2 separate regions of the Homo sapiens genome follow, and region 1 is linked to region 2. A link is an interaction called in ENCODE POLR2A ChIA-PET data of the cell type or tissue named here. Cell type or tissue: MCF 10A. All regions are shown on one strand.

Region 1 (8,000 bases), 86 kb after region 2:
TCCTGCAGAATCCACAGACCATCAGCCCACCCCCCACCCTTAGTGGAGGCCTTGACAACCATTTCTAGAATGACTATAGCATTCTCCTTGGGCAACCACAAAAAAAAGCACTTTTCTGTGTAACTGGAAAAGCTAAGGATTTCTAAAGCCTAGATATAGGGGTCATGTCGTACAAGGCCACACCCTTGGGTCAGGCAGTGTCCCTGTACATTGTCTACTTGTGCAGAATTTATGAGAACGTGAGAAACGCCAAATCTCCTCTTGTCTCCTTACTGTACACCTCCAACCTGAAATTCAGCATAATAGTTCCAATCTCTGTGTTTTTGATCACGCTACTCTCCCTGAGTAGAATCCCTCCCCGTCCTTGCCTCTTTATCCAATTTCCCCAGTTTGTATCCATCTTTATACTTGCTGTTTTTTTGTTTTGTTTTGTTTTGTTTTGTTTTTTGTTTTGAGATGGCGTCTTGCTCTGTTGCCTAGGCTGGAGTGCAGTGGTGTGATCTAGGCTCACTGCAACCTCCGCCTCCTGGGTTCAAGCGATTCTTCTGCCTCTGCCTCCCGAGTAGCTGGGACTACAGGCACCCGCCACCACGCCCGGCTAATTTTTGTATTTTTAGTAGAGACGGGGTTTCACTATATTGGCCAGGCTGGGCTCGAACTTCTGACCTGGTGATCCGCCCGCCTCAGCCTCCCAAAGTGCTGGGATTACAGGCATGAGCCACCGCGCCCGGCCTACTTGCTGTTATTTAATCAAGTTGAATGTAGAAGGCAAGCCATCTTAAAACTGCTTTCTTCTGGAGACTTTTGTTTGCAATTCCAAATCTTGCCACCAGGTGGTGGTGGCATGTTATTCTAGTTTCCAAGAGAACTAACTTCCTACCACGTGTCAGGCTGCACTGGGAGCCATCCCCACCTGATCTCATTTGATCCCACAGTGACCCTAATATTACCATCCCCATTTTACAGATGAGAAGATGGAAGCTCCAGAGTCCCGCCCAAGATCACACCACTCGTAAGAAGCATTAACTAGAGTTGTGAACCCAGGTCTGGCTTTAAAATCCCACGTTGTTCCCATTGAGCTCTGCTGTTGGAGGAGTTTCCTGAAAAGCCCCCTTACAATCTGCCACCTTTTCGTTTAATTGAGTGTGCCACACAGTTTGCCCTCCAATCAAGACTCTGTCTTGTTCCTGGCTAATCATATGGTTGGTCTTTCTGGCAAGGCTAACTCTCCCAGAGTCAAATGGTTAGCATAAACAATCAGATGTGGTCCTGGGGGTCTACCATGAATGACTAAGACACTCGGATCACTTGAGGAATTCCAAAGGTTTAGAGGCTCCCTTCCAGGAGCTGGGATAAGTCTGGATCTATGTTGGGATAAAGTTAATTCTTCACCGTACACACCTCTATGGCAAAATACAGTCTCCTGGGGCTCCTGTTCTCCACAATGTCTCAGAGTTCAGAAAAATCCTAACACCGAGCATAGTCCAAAATAATGGGGCCAAAATGTGAGGCTGTTTTGATCTGCCTCAAGCCAGGGGTAAATTTAGAGTACTTAATGAGCTATCTCTGATGCATACACTAGGGGCAAACTTCCATAAGTATAGTCTTTCTCTCAGCTAAGTTTTTGAGAGCTATTGAGTCAGTTTACACACCCTGATAACCATTGGAGAACAAGTATTTGATGCTATGGTTAAGCATCAAACTGTGTGCCTGAAGAGTCAAACCAAGTGGGAGGTAGGAGAATCGCTTGAACCTGGGAGGCGGAAGTTGCAGTGAGCCAAGGTTGTGCCATTGCACTCCAGCCTGGGCAACAAGAGCGCAACTCCGTCTCGGGGAAAAAAGAAATGTCAAATCAGCTGGGGTGAGACCACCGTCCTCTGATGAATGAGGACACTGACCTATAGGGATTGTCCTTACTTCAAACATGTGCAGGCTTGGAGTACCCCTGGCACCTAAATGGATTAAAAATACATTTGTCTCTCAAAAATGTATGGGCATATGTCAAATTAGCAGCATTCTTACTGCCAAGCAAATTTGCTAGGTCTATTTTTGAGTTGTAACACTTTGGCAATTAAAGTTATTCAGAACTCTTTTAAACTCTGGGAAACCTTGAAACTGTAAATGAAATGTTGTACGCATTGTTGTTTTTTAAGTTTCAACTATCAAAACTCAACAAACTTTAATGAATTTCTGAAAGCATCGCTATGAAGGTGAGAATGGGGAGACACCATTACCACTGGATCCATTTTGTACAAGTGGGTCTATTCCCAGCTGTGTATGATCGTTATGTAATTGGCATCCGTTGAGTGTGTGCAGTCCAGATGGGCCTGTGGAAAATAGTGTGCAAGCACCTGTCACTAGTCATCATAGGCAGGCTCTGTTAAGCTCAGATCTGAAGGCATTGGTCTGTCTCACCAGGTCTACGCTCTGCTATTCAAAGAAGCTTATAGCAGCTTCAGTGATTATATCAACTTCCCGTTTAATGTAGGAAGAGAGTAGATCCACCTAGTCTTATCACTTCCAAGGGTAAATATTACGTTGTTGGTGACAATAAAATTGGCAAAATGAATGTCCTCTTAGATGGCAGATGTTATCAAGATAGCTAGCTGCCCAGGGCTGGGCGTGGTGACTCACACCTGTAATCCCAGCACTTTGGGAGACTGAGGCGGGTGGATCACTTGAGGCCAGGAGCTCTAGACCAGTCTGGCCAACATGGCGAAACCCCATCTCTATAAAACATACAAAAATTAGCACAGCGTGGTGGTGCACACCTGTAATACCAGCTACCTGGGAGGCTGAGGCAGGAGAATCACTTGAACCCGGGAGGCGGAGGTTGCAGTGAGGTGAGATTGTGCCACTGCACTCCAGCCTGGGGGACATAGTAAGACTCCATCTAAAAAAAAAAAAAAAAAGCTGCTCAGTCACTCCCGTAAAAGCTGCCAGCCAGGATTCCTGCTCCCCTTCTCTTCTGTGCCAACAGCTTCATCGGGAAGTTGGCCACAGGGCCCTCTTCACAGCCTGTCTTATCCTAAGAGTGCAGCTTGGCCCAGGGCTCATTGTCTGCCAGATTTACTTTGCCCTCAACTTCCTACAGTCAAAAAAGAACTGCTCGGGCCAAACTGCTTCCTGGCAAATAAAGAAGCAAAGTCCACACGAGGAGTCTTTCTGGACCTTGTGACGTTTTTGTGTTTTGTGTTTTTGTGGTAATGTGGCATTGGAATGTTTAGCAATATGCCATTGTGCAACCTTCCAAACCCCACTGGGCATATGATCAGCAAAACACCAAAATTATTTTAATGCATAATCCTTGGTTCACTCTGTTGATTATTTAACTTTACCTGGGGTTGTTTGTTAACTTGGAAGAGGGTAATTACATGCATTCTACATTCCAGGGAACTGAACACTGTACCTTACCCAATACACAACAGGTGCATAATATAAGTTACATTAAATTCCCGTTGGGTTTTAAGTCAGCACATACTACATTAATGAATGTGAGTTGATTATACAATCCCCCCATGGGGTGGGCACCCTGAGAATGTTTCTTGTGATGTTAGAGTTTGGATATAAACAAAATCTTACTGATGTATTGTCCTTGAATGAACAGCCTCCATTTAAGCATGCGGGAGGGAGTTTGAAGGTGATCAGCAGAGATTCATATTGATGAAAGAAAGGAAATCATTTGAATTTAACATGGCAATTCCGGAAAAGTATTCCCATGTATGTGGGGCTGTCCTGGTCCTAGCATACCCTGGAACAAGTAGCTTCAGGGTGCATCCAGAGAAACCATAGAGCAGCTATAGCATCGAGCACATAAACCTTGAATATCATCTACCTGTACACTGCAAGAGGCAGCAGCTCAGGGAGCAGAGACCTCTGAGGCCCCCCGTGGTCATTCCTGTGATCGACACAAAGATGTGCCACAAGGTCAAGGAAGGACTTGTAGCCCAGCCCTGGGAAGTGTGGTCAGCAGACAGCCTCTAGCTGTCCGCAACTTCAAGGTCAGCCTCAGCTGTAGAGAGCTGCTCCCTCGCTGGAGGTCACAATTTCCCAGGGCAGCTGTGCCTGGTGGCTGAGCAGGGCCAGGATACAAGGCCAGCTATCATGGTGCAGCCCTAGCTCCATGGCTCTCCCGAGTGGCCTGGGTTTTCTGAGGCCAGCATCATCTAGGTTCAGCTCCTTCCTCTGCCCAGTACCCCTCCTTCTTTTTACGGAGGTTAATTCCTAATACACATTTGAAGCCCAGACTCTTATCTCAGCCACTGCTTCCAGAGAAGCCAGCCTGGGCAGTTGCACTCCCTGCCAGCAGCACCTCCCCTTGACAGCATTCTAGGGGGCATGAAGTTTTCACTGCTGAGAGGTAAAGAGAATACAGACTTGAGGCGCACACGGAAGCGCATTTGGATAGTCCCATTTTGGCACTGTCCCCAATTTTCTGTGGTTGGACCCTGATGTGAAAAACAAAAAAAAAGACACAGACCTAAAATTTTTTTATTATTATTTATTTATTATTGGGACAGGGTTTTACTGCAGTCACCCAGACTGGGTGCAATGGCACTATCTCTGCTCACTGCAACCTCTGCCTCCTGGGCTCAAGTGATTCTTATGCCTCGGACTCTCAAGTAGGTGAGGCTACAGGCTACAGGTGTGTGCCATCAAGCCCGGCTAATTTTCTTTTCTTTTTTTTTTTTTGAGATAAGGTTTCACCATGTTGCCCAGGCTGGTCTCAAACTCCTTGGCTTAAGTGATCTATCCGCCTTGGCCTCCCAGGCCTGAATTTTTAAAATCATCACACTATTTCATTTAGAAGAAACTGCATTGCAGATAGGAAAGTGGGGGGCTCACTATCAGAGGAAAGGGACCATTCACACCAATTCTTTTTTTTTTTTTTTTTTTTTTTGAGACGGAGTCGCACTCTATGGCCCAGGCTGGAGTGCAGTGGCACGATCTCAGCTCACTGCAACCTCTGCTTCCCAGGTTCAAGTGATTCTTCTGCCTCAGCCTCTGTTCACACCAATTCTTTACATAAAAATGACCGATTTTCAAGAAGCTCAACCTAAGATCCCCTCCAGGGCTATCCTGTGGAGGGCAGGGAGAGGAGCTCCCCAAGCTCTGATAGGAAGGGGCTAGGACCATTCTAGGTGAATCTTTCTAGCAAATTTCACAGAAGCTATTTGAAAACAGTATTGATTACATATACTAGAAAATAGTCATATCTGTTCAGAAAAATATTTGCAGGGAGTTAAACATGAAGAGTCTCTTCATCAGCTGATATTTTAAACTCCTTTCTCAAACTACTGACATAAGTATTGAGTCGTTATGGAGGGACTGGTGTATTTCTGGATTTAGTCAGGAGATTGAGATCAAAGATCCTGCTCTGTGTCATTTCAGATTCAGAGCCCATTTAGCATTTTTTTCATCTTGTCTTGACTCATAATTTGTTGCTTATATATTCACCTCCTCTGCTAGACCATAAAGCCCTTGAGGATAGAGATATTTTGACTTATTTTTGCACCCACCTCACTCCTCCATACCCGACTCCATGCACAGTGGAGTGCCCATGAGGTTGGCAATCATTAAACGAAAAGGTAACAAAGTTCAAGGAAAAGTGGCAAAACATTGCAGCTGTGCTTCATGCCAAGCCTGAAACGAGTGACAGAAAGTTCTACCGAAGGGGCCACAGCCATCCAGTTGGGCCAGTCTCTTTCCTGGCAGTATAACTTAGCAGGATGTTGAGATTTTCAACAGGTCTCAACAGGTCTGAAGATGGTCCTGCCATACATTCATTTGAAACCCACAAGAAGAACCTGCTCACTTGTTCATTGAGTTCACATGGTCCCAAGTGGCTCTGGGACACCTGGAACGGTCTGTGGTCCGGGCAGAGGGAGAAGGCGCTGGGGGCAGGGGTTTAGGGGCGCATATTGTAGGCAATATCCATGTTTTCCTAACTGGGACTTTGGTTGGTCAGGGGGATGTGTATGGATTTCCAGGTACCTAGGGACTAGAGATTCCTTAGGTCTCTTTCTCCCATGAAGCCTCTTCCTTCAGCCTTCCAAGCTGCCAGTATCCTCCTATCCTTCTGTGACCACCAAGTTTTCTAAGGCAGAGAAAATTACATTCTTTTTTAAACAATGAGTGCATCTAAATTCCAAACCACACTCTCCACATTTATATACATTACGTATATATATTACGTATATATACATTACGTATATATACACACACATATAATGTTATGTAAAATATATATAATATGTATTTCATTAGTGATACACATTATTCTAGAAAAGAGCACATTTTTATATGAATTGTTTCAGACATCTTTCAATACAAATGTTAATTAACATTGTTTTATTTTAGAAAAATATACTTTTTACTTAATGTATTTAGATCAACTTTTTAACTTAATGTATTATACTTATATAATATATATTATATATTTATAATTTACTTTTTTACTTTATAATGTACTTGGATGAACTGTCCATGTCAATAGATAAACGTTGCTGTCTTTTTTAATGCCTGCAGATAATTCTATCCTATGGATGTAGCATAATTTGCTTAGCAAACCTTATTGCTGCTATTTAGACCATTATCTATTGTTCATTGTTTTTTGTTTTTGTTTTTTGAGACAGAGTCTCGCTCTGTCATCTAGGCTGGAGTGCAGTGGCATGATCTCAGCTCACTGCAACCTCCACCTCCCAGGTTCAAGCAATTCTCCTGCCTCAGCCTCCCGAGTAGCTGGGATTACAGGCACGCACCACCACTCTGTTGTGCTGTCCTTCTGAGTGAGCCTTTTTTTTCTTGCAGCACATACCCCACCCTGGCTCACCCAGCATCCTTGCTCATGGCTGCCTTCCTCCTAACCTCTGCCACCACTAGAAAATTAGCCTGGCTAATTTTGTATTTTTTTAGTAAAGATGGGGTTTCACCATGTTGGCCAGGCTGGTCTCAAACTCCTGACCTCAGGTGATCTGCCCACCTCAGCCTCCTAAACTGTAGGGATTACAGGCGTGAGCCATTGCTGAAAATAGTTCCTAGTAGCTTGGAGGAGAAATAATAATATCTTCATGGTTCACAGTTTGTGAAACACTTTCATATGTATTGTATCATCAAATGCTTCTACCAACCAGGTGAAGTAGATATTTCAGAAAAAGGAGGCTTAGAAATGTTGCAACTTGCCCAAGCTGGGTGGGAAAATTGTGTCTCAAAGCCAGGATTTCTACCTCTAAGAAAATGACCTAAATGGATCAAAAGGACAATGTGGATGCAAATGTCATTTGATTGAAAATTATTGTCTTGCTCATTCACAATTTTAGCCCATTGTGGGGTTATTTTGTAACCTTTATTGCATTTTTAGGAAATTCTGTCAAATTTCAGAGTTCTTTGGAGGCAGCTTCAACCCTTTACTTACAATTCATTCCCAACCAACGATTCCTGGCCTGCCGTATTTATAGTTGGAAATTATTGAAACAAACAAAATGTCCAAACACAGAGGGTGTTTTAGGTGAACCTAAATATCCTGGCTTGCTGCTGGAGTATGGAGAATTTCCCTGTCCTGTGTTCACTCGCTTGAGCAGTCTGAATGGGAATTCCCCAGCAGCACCCGTCTCAGCCTCACTCATCCAGGGGCGGGGGGGTCCATGGGCCACGTGACCATGGCAATGACAGACTCCCTGCTCAGAACTGCCTGTCCTCATTGATGGGGGAGCAGCCATTTGGTCACATGTGTCACTAACACCGGGTATTATGTGATGTGCTAAGAATAAAAAATTAAGTTGTAAAATAACAAAAACATCCACCGCCTTCCCTTTTCCTAATTTGAGCTGGAGACCAAGGCAATCTTTTTATCCTAAGCAAGATTTAATATACTTTTCCTTTCTCCTCTCCTATTCCCACCCTGTTGCATTGCATGTTGTATGCACACACATGTGCACACACACATTTGTGAGCCCCAGTCCTTACTTGACAGAAAGGATTTAAAATGAAAAAAGATGTGG
Region 2 (8,000 bases):
CCTGTGACTTTTTGTCTTAATGACCCTAATGAAAGGGGTTTGGTCGGGAGCCCCTGGGGCTGAGGTTTGAGACAGTCCCGGCTCTGACCTGGTAAGCCACATGGCTCCAAAACAGGCCCTCCCTCTGAGCAGCAGGCACCTCAGTTCCTCCAGCCACACATCCTCTGGTTCTGTTTCCTCTGCATGGTAGTTTGGAAGGAGCTGCCTAGGAAGGTTTTCTGTGGGGTTTTCTCTTTTCCTACCATTACAATAACTAGGTGACGCATGTAACTCACTTTCTGCTTTCAAGAAGGAACTTCTCATTTTGCAGTGGAGACTGAGACTCTGTTTCTCTCTCACTACCCTTATTCTTGTCTGAGCTCTGTGTTTCCACACTCTCTCCTTTAGTACTTCCTCTTCTAAGCAAAATGTGAACATTCCCTAAGATGGGGTGGGCTACCAGCTTTCCCTTTCCAGCGTCTGTCCCATCTCCCTCCCCGGAGTTTGCACTGCTGGTGGCTTCAGCCACCGCCCCAGGCAGATGTTTGCCCAGTCTGCGTCCTGGACAATAACTCTGGCCCTGCTTCAGGCATATGCGTGCCTGGCAAGCCTGCTGCTGCCACACTGTGGCCTCACACTCAAAATAGGCCGCAAACAGAGCATGTCACAGGCAGCCCCAGGCCAGTGCCCTTTCAGACATCTCTGTTAATGCTACTTAGCCCTAGACATTAAAATCATTTTTGGATCTAGTGGACAAGGAGGAGAGGAGTGAATCAGTCACCAAGCTACATTCGTTCTCCTTTCAGAATCTCTCCCATTCATCCGTCTTCCTTTTCCCCTCCCACTTGAGACAGAGTGGATTGAAGCTTTCAGGGCTGAGGAAACACAGTGGTTTTCTCATTGCTCCCTTTACAGTTAGGCTCCTCTGCCCTCCAGTATTGTGCTAGAAACTTCTGTTCGATTATCCTGTTGCGTGGCGGTGAGTGGGAGGAAGAGGCTAGCCCTGACATGCTCAGGTCTCCTAGGGAGTTTTCGCTAACTACACACACACCACCCCTCTGGCAGATAATGCTTTACTGAGCCTGACCTGCTGATGTCAGTGTCACTGTGGGTATACAAAAAAGGCAGACCATGGAGAACTTTTGAATAAGAGTTACAGACTGTAAGCACCCAGCTCAGATTACATAACTCTGGCCTTGCGTGAGCTGCCCAGCTATCTGTCCAGTGTTCCTGCCTTTATGTTCCTAGCACAGCCATTGGCCCTACTAGATGGACAGTGAGTGAGCCTTGACAAACACGTCTGCACCTGTGCTCCCTGCCATGTGCTCCCTGCCCTGTGCTCCCTGCCCTGTTTCCAATATAAAATCGCCGACCGTTGATTGGGCTCACTTCAGCCCCCACTGATACAAGGAGGCTCCCTCTGTCCTCAGAGCACTTGCCGTTGCTTCTCTTATCCTTTGAGATTCAGTCACATACAGACTTTTAACATCCCTTTTTTTTTTTGAAATGGGCTCCTACTCTGTCACCCAGGCTGGAATGTAATGGCATGATCACAGCTCACTGCAGCCTTGACCTCCTGGGCTCAAATGATCCTCCCACCTCAGCCTCCCAAGTAGCTGGGGCCATGGGCATGCACCACCATGCCTGGTTAATTTAAAAAGTTTTTTTATTAAGATGGAAATCTTGCTATGTTGCCCAGGCTAGTCGCAAACCCCTAGCCTCAAGTGATCCTCTCGCTTCAGCCTGGGATTACAGGCGTGAGCCACTGTGTCTGGCCTGCCTTCTCATATTATTACACAAGATGTTTAAGACCACAAAATACTGTCTGGTCCTGCCAGCTAGACTGAGTTACTGGAAGGCAGAAATCGTGTTGCCGTCCTGCACGGCCCAGGCACAGTGCTGGGCACATGGGGAGGGTGGTGTCCCTCACACATGTGCTGCTTGATGACAGTAGTGGTAGAGGGGTCTGGAGGGTGAGTTGCTTCCCCCAGCTGCAGAACCATCATCTGCACACTCAGAACTAGCTTGTTGCCTCTGAGGTTCTATTTTATTTCTTCAGTGAGACACATCATTTCTCTGTTGGGAGTTGGGTATAGTCAAAATCACCTCTTCAAAAAGCAACTGTTTTCTCCTTTCTCCTGACAGCTGTACCTCCCACAAGGATTACCCCTTCCATGAAGAGTTTTGAAGCTGTGGTTGCCTGCTCGTCCCCAAGTGACCTATACCTGTGTTTCTTGCCTCATTTTTTTCCTTGCAAATGTAGTATGGCCTGTGTCACTCAGCAGTGGGACAGCAACCTGTAGAGTGGCCAGCGAGGGCGTGTCTAGCTTGATGTTGGATCTCAAGAGCCCTGTCAGTAGAGTAGAAGTCTCTTCCAGTTTGCTTTGCCCTTCTTTCTACCCTGCTGGGGAAAGTACAACCTGAATACCCTTTTCTGACCAAAGAGAAGCAAAATCTACCAGGTCAAAATAGTGCCACTAACGGTTGAGTTTTGACTGCTTGGAACTGGAATCCTTTCAGCAAGACTTCTCTTTGCCTCAAATAAAAAGTGCTTTTGTGAGCTTGGTTTTGTGAGCTTTGGTTTTTTAAAACAATAGCAACCTTCTATCTCACTTCAACCATCACTCTCCACATACCCATAAGGCAGGCCAGTCAGTGATGCAAAAGGAGTGAGGACTTGACTTTTCTACAAGTCCTCAACTGCAAGTTGGGGGCCCCTCACCCCAGTACTTTACCCATTTAGCTTTAGGGTTGTGGGTCTCATCCTGGCTGCACACCAGGTCACCTTTGGGGGCTTTAAGGCTGGTGATGTCTGGACCTCGCCCTGGAGGCTGATCTGATTGGGCTGTGATCAGGACAGCAGGAGTGTACAGGCTCTCCAGGTGATTCCAGGGTGCAGCCAAGGCTGAGCCACAGCTTTAGGGTAAACCCATGTTCGATTCCACAGATTCCTTGGTTGCTCCTTCTACGTATGAAGGCCGAGGTCGGTGTTTACTAAGCAGCACAACCTGAGAGAAATTGCTTTTCTGAAGCCTGTTGTCTAGACAAGAGGAAAGAAAAGCATAAATAAATGGCTTCCAATTGGATGAAGATGAAATAGGGCTACAAAATAAAGATTTTGAGGCGGAATGCTGTTGCTTCTTTTTGTTACCGTTTCTTTATCCAGAGTTAAGTTAACAAAGGCCAAGAAAGGAATGGAATAGACAAGTGCCGACTTGAAAGTTCATCAAGTTAGGTTGTTTTGTGGCTGCCCTTGTTTATTGGATAATTAGGACCCCCATGATCAAGTCACATTAACTGCTTTGCAGGTGATCTGTGTTTAAGATGCACCTCTAAAGGTATAGTTAATTGGGCAGTGGTGGTTCCTGGCCCTCACCCAGCGCTGGAGGGGCACACCTAGCCCCTCTGCGGCTGGGGTTGAGCCCGGTGGAGAACCCAGAGCCCCACTGCACAGGCTGCCCTTACTACCTGGCAGCCTTGGGCCTGGGTCCCTCATGGCATCTGCTGATCACAGTGGTCCAGTTTCCCCTGCCAGAGTAGGCAGGTCACACCTGTTAAACTGCAGACCTTATGTTGCCCTCTGATGATTAAGAGTAGATTTTAGTTTTGTTACAAAAGTTACGTCAAATCATCTGACCTGATCCCCACTCTGTTTCTCCAGTTGGCTTCAACACTCTTTGGAAAAACTTTAAGGTAGTCACTGGTAACAGTTTTTAAATCGGTTACCTGCCTTTTAGATCTCCGCTTAGTATAGACCATTGTAGCATGACAATTTGAGACTCAGCCCAGGAGCATAAACAAGATAAAAGGCAAGCTGTGCAACCTCCCCTCCCTACTTTCCAGCAGAACCCTCAGATTTTTTCTAAGGACTGCCCTTTAGGAGCCTTGCCGGCAGTGGAAGAGGAGGAAGAGAATTAAAGCATGCCACGAATGACAGGGAGAACAGCTGGTTCTGCATTTTGAAGCTCCAATCGTATTTTCAGTAGTCAGCGGCTTGGGCTCAGGTAAGGCCCGTTGCTTGTATGCTGAAAAGTGTGGCTTAAGGAGCAGAAGCTGAGGCTGTGGAGCTCAGTGGAACCAGCTTCATTCCACTAACAATTCATCCAAGGAGTGGATGGATGAGAGAAGGTCCGTGGATCAAGACAGGTGCTGCTTCATTCACCAATGGAGAGCTCCATTCTTCCTTCCCCTTGTGGAATCAAAACCGCTACACCTTCCTGGGCAGACTCCAGCCCAGCCTCAGGACTCTGGTGGACTCATCACGATGAATGAAGTCACCCTTCAGAGGGCAAAGTCAGTGGCAGTTATAGAACAATGGTGCTGGCCCCATCTCGGGACATTTGCCCCTGTGAAGTTGGGGGCACAACATACATTCATGAAGCAGTGGGGTTTTACCAAAATAATGTTCCAGCCAAGGAGCAGAATTGTTAAGATATTGAGACCAATGGAAATACAGAACAAAATATTAAATCACACGGGCAAGTAAGATCTGCATTGGAAAATCTCTGAACAATGCCTCCGGAGACGATTTCAAACAGCATCATTTTTCAGGATCTGATTTCAAAGAACAAGGTTTCTCAACACTATGTCCTTTATGTTGATAAAATTGCACAAACTGCTGTAGTGCAATGTCCTTGCTGCTCTCTGTCACGGCTTATCACGGGGCTCATTGGCAGGACCCTGGGAGGGTGCCCAGCCGGGATAAGCACAGTCAGTATTGGATTCAACCCAGGAAGATTTCCCTGGAGGGGCGTTCTGGGAATTCATGGCTCTCTAGGATCCAGCCCCCTAGGTTATACCGAGTCTTTCTGTCCCTTGAAGGCAGTGGAAGCAGCTGATGGCTCCTCAGGTCCTCTTACAGCCCCAAATCCCAGTGTACCCTGGGGTGCCAGCTTCTATTTTCCACACCCTTCTATCCAGTTTCTAGAATTCCACCTGGGCACAGAGTAAACTCTCAGTAATGTCAGTTGCATGAATGAGTGAGTGAGTGAACGTAGAGTTTTTCTTATAATGCCTATTAGAACCCCCAAGTTTTGAAATCAGTATATATTAAACCCAAATGCTAGCTGTTCAGTTCTGATCCTGGCCCATAATTCACTGAATGGTGGCCAAGAGTTCTAGGACTATAGACTCTTAATTGCAGTTCTAATTCATTTAATCTATCAGCCTTAATTTCCTCAACCTACAAAATGCCTGCCTCATTGTGGTGATGAAGACTGCATGAGATAAAAACCCCCTGTCCCAAGGCCTTGCACACAGTACTCAAAACATGCTAGCCATTATTGTTGATATTGTTAATATCATTATAATCAAATGTTGACAACAGAAGCAAACCTATCCAGCCCCTCAAGGCTGGCAGGTGATGCCCCAGGGGGGCAGAGCTATGCCCTGAAAGGGGCTTTTTCTCTGCAGGAACATCACGCCATTCTCACACAAAGGAAGGGATTCTCTGACACACTTATCAGTGAGCAGCACAGTTTTTGTTTCCTACCCCTAGGATTGTATTTCATGGCAAGAAGAAAATACTGCCCATGGGCTTATAAGAGTTATCTGTTTCATACTGATAGGTGGAATCAGAATGCGAGAGACAGAAAAGACTATAGGGGTCATCTAATCCATTGTTTTTCTAAGCCAGAGTTTTCAAATTTATTTTTGGCAGCAGGCTCCATTCTTCAAAAGAAAATCTACACGGGTCCTCAGTATGTAACACAGATACAGGCAGAGCTGCTGTGGTTTCCGTGGGGGAGGAATCTGGGAGCCAAGCCAGCAGAACCCCTTCCCACATTCCCCTCCACCCATGAGGATGCTGGAACAGTTTCAAAGTCTTGGAATCTAATGCTTTGCTTTTTGTTTGTTTTTAATACCTACAAGGATTTATTTCACACAGTTGCTGGTGTTCAGCAATTTTGGAGAAGCTTAGCTGGGTGGTTCAATATGAAGGCTTGACTGGGGCCGGAGGCTCTGATTCCAAGATGGCTCACTCAACCACTGGCAAGTCGGTACTGGGTATTGGCAGGGACGCTCATCTCCTTCTTATGTGTACCTTTTCCTAGAGCTGCCAGAGTGTTCATGACATAGTGACTGACTCTCCAAATGAGTGATTGAAGAGATCACAAAGTGGAAGCCACAATGTCTTTCATTATCTAACCTCAGAGGTCACACAGCATCATCTCCACAATAGCCTATTGGTAACAATGGTCAGCCCTAGCCACTGGGGACATCTCAGAGGGTGACTACCAAAATTTGCAACCTGAAAACTACACATTGTTTAGAAGGCATTCCAGAAGTAACTGTAAACATGAAAATGGTACTTCAAAAGAATATATGTTCAGATTAACAACAACAAAAACTCTGAGGATCAGAAAGATGAAGTGACCAACCAAAGCTCGCACTGCAATTTAGTGGCTGAAAGGGGCTAGAATCTTGGTCTGTGGAAACTAATCTGTGGCATTGCATCATATTATTACAATGACATTCCATTACAATAAAAATTATAGTAGCTTACACATGTATAAAGCTTTATTGCCAGGCCAGGCATGGTGGCTCACGCCTGTAATCCCAACACTTCGGGAGGCCAAGGCAGGTGGATCACCTGAGGTCAGGAGTTCAAGACCAGCCTGGCCAACATGGTGAAACCCCTTCTCTACTAAAAATAAAAAAATTAGCTGGGTGTGGTGGTGCGCACCTGTAGTCCCAGCTATTCAGGAGGCTGAGGCAGGAGAACCACTTGAACCCGGGAGGCGGAGGTTGCAGTGAGCTGAGGTCACGCCACTGTACTCCAATCATAGTGACAGAGTGAGATGCCATCTCAAAAAAAAAAAAAAACAACACTTTATTGCCAAGTAATCAAGGTTAACATCAACAGTGATAGGTTATGTTGATAGTATATAGTCATGATATGATGTTATGAGAATGACACTTGACCTCTATGATCTTCCTTCCAAAAACCAAAACCCTAGTCCAATCATGAGAGAAACATCAAATTGCAGTTGAGGGATATTCTACAGTATTTCTCAAAACCATCAAGGTAATCAAAAACAAGGAAAGTTTCAGAAACGGTCACATCCAAGAATAGTGGAAGCAGGGTGCCTCAATGTAATGGGGATGGGATCTTGGGATGGAAAAAGGACATTGGGTAAAAACTCTGGCAGTCTGCATAAAGCAAGGACTTGAATTAATAACATCAGTATTGGTTCATTATACTAAACGTACCATAGCAATATAAGATGTTAATTATTGGAAAGTAGATGTGGGATATATGGGCAATCTCTCTTCACAATTTTTCTGTAAATCTAAAACTATTCTAAAATAAAATGCCTTAAAAGAAAACTTTATAAGAGTGGTCTTTCTAAACAATAGCCAATATGTCTACCTAGATTACTTACCTGCTTTTAAAAATGCCTGCACCTTTTTTTAGATGAAGCAGATAAAATTATTAGCAAGGGTACCGATTTAAATGGCAGAATTACTAATTTTTTCCTTGGAGAACACATGTTTCTAAGCACATATGTAACATTTATGTTAATCAGTGATATGCTAGGCCAAAGTGCTGGCCTCAACAAATTTCAATGAACTCATATATAGATATTATTCCTCTGGCCACAATTACATAAAATTATTTAAAAAAATAACAAAAAGTAATGAAACTGCCCTCCACATGAATTTGGAAATTTTGAAATAGATTTACAATCAATTCAAAGGTTAAAGAAGAAAAAATAACAGCAAACACTATATATGGCATTTATTAATTACCTACGGCAATTTAATAAGTATTAATTACCTATTAAAGACCCAAACACAGTTTTAAGAGTTTTACATATTTTTCCAACCTCACAACTCTATGAGGTTGATTCTATTGCTATCCCATTTGCAGATGAAGAAACTGGGACCCACAGAGGATAAAGAACCTTCCCAAGATCATATAACTAGAAAATGGTGGAGCTGGGATTTCCACTTGGGCAGTCTGGCTCTGGAGTTCATCCACCAGTTCTGCTGGGCTGCCTCCTACTGTAGAAAACACA

What was found. ChIA-PET counts read pairs that join two places held together with the same protein. Peaks named below come from ENCODE experiments on the same cell type or tissue, not always from the same donor. Only the 100,000 strongest peaks of a DNase experiment are listed, where the experiment ranks them.
Region 1: POLR2A ChIA-PET joins it to region 2 with 5 read pairs; 5 of 35 experiments call an interaction of 5 or more read pairs at or near these places.

What each region holds. Positions count from the first base shown.
Region 1 is chr7:134,351,261-134,359,260 of GRCh38, reverse strand. No RefSeq gene overlaps it. Among named protein-coding and RNA genes, the nearest start is that of SLC35B4, 38 kb to the right of the region's middle. In MCF 10A, a CTCF peak has its summit at 835 (motif pointing right); DNase peaks (open chromatin) are centred at 840 and 3,120.
Region 2 is chr7:134,436,895-134,444,894 of GRCh38, reverse strand. AKR1B1 (aldo-keto reductase family 1 member B) reads left to right here. Exons shown (of 10, transcript NM_001628.4): 10 at 2,125-2,539. The coding sequence ends at 2,167. Among named protein-coding and RNA genes, the nearest start is that of LINC03060, 8.5 kb to the right of the region's middle. In MCF 10A, a CTCF peak has its summit at 599; no DNase peak of the experiment used is centred here.